Regions from separate parts of the Homo sapiens genome. Here region 2 is linked to region 1. Evidence: chromatin loops called from intact Hi-C (ENCODE). Cell type or tissue: PC-3. All regions are shown on one strand.

Region 1 (2,500 bases):
GGAGACGGAGCAGGAGTGGGGCGGGTGGGAGGGAGGCAGGGTGGATATGGGCGGGCCTGAGGACTAAGCAAGGGCATGGATGTGGATGCCAGCAGCTGGCAGAGTGCCCAGCATGTGGTAGCCACTGGGTGGGCATCAGCTCCCTGTCTTCCTCTTGCCTCCCACTCAGCCCCAAAGGAGTGGAGCCAGGGTGGCTGCATGTGGCCATGCAGGTTGGGCACTGTGAGCCTCAGGGGCACCATTCACGTGGACAGCAGTGGAACCCCCTGGAGTTCCAAAAAAGGTGGCCCTGCCCTGCACTCTCTTGCTTTGTTAGGACTTCTAGATACGAGGCATCCGACTGCTGCCCTGGAGGGAGGGCAAAGGTATCCTGTGCTCTGTGGATTACCCACTATGGTTCAGGCAAGCCCAGTCCTACTTTCATGAAATGTATGGTTCTGTTGGGGAGGTGGCCAAGGAGCCAGGTCATTACAATGCAGTATATGGCCGCAGGAGGACAAGGGCTATGAGAGCACATGGGAAGGCAATGACCCAGCCATGGAGGAGGTGAGGTGGGGGGTCTCCATAAGCTTCCCTAGGTGCAAAGATGTCCAAGGGAGCCATTATGTAAAAACACCTTACAATAGGCCCTTCTATGATATATTGCTTCCCAATCTGGGTGTCTTATAAGCAGACCAGATCTGGACAGGTAGTTTTTGAGGACAGAAAAGTCCAAGGTTTCTTTAGTCTCCAACTTCCATTATCCAAATGAACAGTGGCGGCCACAGCCCATCAGTAAGGACATTCCACATTTCACACTCTGAAGTGACAATGGAATACGTGCTTCAGAGTTCAAGGAGAAAGGACAACTTTGCAAAGTAACTGTCCTTAGTGGCAGAGGGGTTAGAAAGTCTACAATTTAAGAATTTGTCGCAAAAGCAATCACATCACTGAGATATTCAAACAATCCAGTCAGGCTTCTTCTCTTCCTATTATCTGAACTTTTTTTTTTTTTTTTTTTTTTTGGGTAGCCAAATAAGAATAAATATCACCAGTAGGGGGAATAGATGTCTAAAAAACAAACTCAAAAATGTTTTTCTTACATGAAAGTGGCTGTGCACAGTACTAAATGATTTCCATATCAATATTTCTTTGTTTATGGTTTGCTTTAAATGCCTTTCACAAAGATCATACAAGAAAACAAAAATGTTAAATACATAAAATGCACTTTTTAAGGGCATTTTGGCAATAGAGCCTATTCAACAATAAAATTTAACATTCCAGACCCATATTTCACTGCCTTAAATAATGCTGCAATTCTTATCACAGCCTCCAGGCACAACCCGTGGCTATAATACACAGAAAGGAATCCCCGAATGTCACCAAGGACTAGAGCTCCAACTCTTGGGGGAGAGCCCCCAAAATCTGTTTTGAAGCTAGAAAAATTAGTTCAATCTATATCAGTATGAGTATTCTGTTTAAATATATAAACAGGTATTCATATATTTACCACTTGTGCAGATAATTTAGACAGTGTTTGTTGTTATGAGGAATTGCTTGGATTATGTTCTCATTTTAAAGTTTTTAGTCTTTTTTTCCATGATCTAACATGCCATAAACACAGCCCAGGTCCTGCCCATGTCTTCTCTTGATATGCCGTCCAGGCCAGTGGTTTATGATATTAGAACATAACCCCACCCCTGGCACCTAATGGTGAATATGCCAGACAGGTATTCACACAGAGAGGGGCACTAAGAGGGGAGGTTGCTAGAGTTCACTGTGGGGGTGTGTGGCCGGCTACGCATGTGTTTGTGTGTGTGCATGTGTGTGTGTGATTACTGCCCAGTGTGGCTGACACATCCTGTGCCCACAGCCACCAGCAGATGCCACCAGATTGCTCCCGAAATAATCAGTTATACATGCCAAACTTAATGAGCAGAAGATAAATCAGAGGTGGGATTAGAATTCCAGGCCCTGAGAGAACGGCCCTCCTGTTTGGGTTAAGAGAACAATTCCACAGGGGCAGCAGCCTGGCACCTGGCTGAGTCCACTTCAGCTGGTCCCATCCCAAAGCCCTGGCTCACTTCCTGTGTGCTCTCTCAGGGCCTGCAGGCCGGAAGAGGCAGGAGTCCCAACACTCCTTCATTTATTTCTCTATTTAGGACGAGTTCTCCCATGCACAGGGAGGAATTCACAGAGATTGAGCAGGAAAATCAGTTTAATTACAAGAGAAACCAGGAAGAATGAGGCAAAAATAAGGTCAGCTTAAAGGTTTAGAGATGTTCAAGGGGCAGGCGGGATGGTGGTGATTTGCGGGGAGGCAGCACGGTTCTGCTCGGCTTAAAATTGGTGCCAGTGAAAAGACCAGGGAGAACTTTCCACAAACCTGGCTGCACTCACCTTTCTCTGGGCAGAGGCTTCTCCTTTCTAGGCCTGGAGAAAATCCTGCCTTGAAATCCCAAGCTCTTTTTGCCGCAACCGCCTGGTTCTCCGTCCCGCTGAGGGCCACAGAAGCACGTTT
Region 2 (2,500 bases), 86 kb after region 1:
AAAGCAAAAGACAAGTCATCTCTAAATTGCCTCTTTGGTTGTGTATGTTGTCTTCCAGAAAGATATGTAATTAAATGATAAATGATATTGTGGTCTGCAATATTTCTGTTTGCCCTGGTAATAAATCATCAGGACATGGAAATGTCCTAGGTTTTGTGACCAGACCCACAGTCTTTTCTGCTGCAGATGGCAGAACTAAGCACACTGGCTTAACTTGCTAAAGAAAACATTTTGGATGCCCAGGTTCCCTTGAATGAGGTTTCTGGGGATCGGCTGAATCAGGGCCTAATTTCTCCCGGAGCTCTGAAGTCATCGTAAGCTGGAACAATGACAGCAATCCCAGCCACCTACAGAGAAAACCTGATAATACTATAAAGTCCGGGATTGATTTTTAGGAAGACTCTTGGTGTTTCCAGGGGCCACAGCAAAAATATGACTGTGTTAGTCATGCATTCGTGGGATTAGAGCTGCCTCAGGCAGGGACTCAGATTATGGATGAGGCCAACCTCAAAAAGACCCTGGCCAATTATTTTTATTTCTGGAGCAAGGAACATTTGAAAACTTATAATTTATTCAATTATGGAACCGGGTTGCCCTATAACCTGCTTTACATCACCCAGAATGATTTCTGAGCTTGACAAGGGTAACTCTTTGTCAAAAACTTCAGTGGTGAGAGAAAACAGAATTACATTTTATGGTTTGAGTGTTTCCATTCAAAGGCTGAGAAGCACTGCATATGCTAAACAAGGTCAGCTTTTCCTATTCCTCTCTTATAAGGAATTCTTAGCAACTCTGAAAAATCATCATGTATTTATTCATCAAACATTGATGCAACCTAAGGCTGAAGGAATTTACTTCGGTAACTGATCTGTAGTCACCCAGTGGTTTGGTGAGACATTCTGTGCTACAACTTATATATTCCGAGTCCAATATTTTACATCCTGAAAATATGCCAGCTCTGTCTCTTAAGCTTCATTGTCTCAAGATCATTTCCTGTTGCTAAGTTTCCAAGAGTCTGCCCTTCGCTTACTCCAGAAACATCCTGTGCTTTATGCAGAAAGAAGTCAGTAAGAGCAGTCACACTATCCTTCCTGCTTTGGAAAAGCCCCAGGTCTCTCTGTTTACCTTCTCTTGTCTTCCTGAATGAGAGAAAAGCCTTGGGATATTGTGATGTCATTTTATTTTAATTTTTTTTTTTTTTTTTGAGACAGAGTCTCATCTGTCACCCAGGCTGGCGTACAGTGGTGCGATCTCAGCTCACTGCAGCCTCCGCCTCCTGGGTTCCAGCGATTCTCCTGCCTCAGCCTCCCGAGTAGCTGGGATTACAGGCTCCCACCACCATGCCCAGCTAATTTCTTTGTATTTTTAGTAGAAACGGGGTTTCATCATGTTGGCCAGGCTGGTCTTGAATTCCTGACCTCAGGTGATCCATCTGCCTCAGCCTTCCAAAGTGCTAGGATTACAGGCATGACTGCGCCCAGCATGTGGTGTCATTTTATATTGCTCAAATTTATATAGTCTTAAACAGACACAGAATGTTATATAGTGACATGACCTTGGACTGTGAAAATGACATAATGACTCCTATCTCATGGTATTGTTGTGAAGCATAATAATGTAAGTATACACTGCCTGGCATATACTAGATGCCCAATAAATGATAGCCACCATTATTATCAATTTTCTAAAAGATAAAGGATATTTGCAGAGAAGATGTTCTATAAAATACTCAGCATAAGAGGGTAGAAAAGCATGTATGAATTGTAAATGAAACTTTAGCTTAGACTTCCTTGGGCTGTGGACAAGCATCTCTAGGCTGTAGCCACTCACCTGGGTCCTGAAGAAAGTTCCAGGGGGAGACGAACAGAAGTAAAGTAAAGGGCTTCTTTTTTTTTTTTGAGACGGAGTTTCACTCTGTCGCCCAGGCTGCAGTGCAATGACGTGATCTCGGCTCACTGCAACCTCTGCTTCCCGGATTCAAGTGATTCTCCTGCCTCAGCCTCCTGAGTAGCTGGGATTACAGGCACAAGCCACCATGCCTGGCTAATTTTTTTTTTTTTTTTTTTTTAATAGAGACGGGTTTTTGCCATGTTGCCTAGTCTGGTCTCGAACTCCTGAACCCAGGTGATCAGCCTGCCTCAGCCTCCCGAAGTACTGGGATTACAGGCATGAGCCACTGTGCCCGGCCTATAAAGGGCTTCTAATGAGGAGGTGATTTCCCCAACTGTCCCAGCGCCCTCCAAAACCAAAAATGAATCCAAGCGCCCTCTCTACCACCCTTTCCTACCCCCTCACCCTGTTCTTGAGCAGAACTGAAGACACAGACTTTAGTCTGGGCTCCCTAAACCAAAATGTTCCAAATCACAACTTCAGGGCTTTCTAAATTGGCAGCTCAAGACCCCGTTGCCCCCCATACACTTCTGACTTATGTAGATGTTTGATGATTCTTTAAAAAGTGAGCTGCTAAGTTCACATGACAGTTCTACCTCCTTTCTATGGT

The links. Peaks named below come from ENCODE experiments on the same cell type or tissue, not always from the same donor. Only the 100,000 strongest peaks of a DNase experiment are listed, where the experiment ranks them.
Region 2: a loop joins it to region 1, with 9 times the contacts of the local background. A loop is called at or near these places in 1 of 110 quality-filtered maps.

What each region holds. Positions count from the first base shown.
Region 1 is chr5:77,866,255-77,868,754 of GRCh38, forward strand. No RefSeq gene overlaps it. Among named protein-coding and RNA genes, the nearest start is that of TBCA, 91 kb to the left of the region's middle. In PC-3, a CTCF peak has its summit at 1,111; no DNase peak of the experiment used is centred here.
Region 2 is chr5:77,952,026-77,954,525 of GRCh38, forward strand. The region is part of intron 1 of LOC101929154 (a long non-coding RNA gene); the gene reads left to right. Among named protein-coding and RNA genes, the nearest start is that of TBCA, 180 kb to the left of the region's middle. In PC-3, no CTCF peak of the experiment used is centred here; a DNase peak (open chromatin) is centred at 976.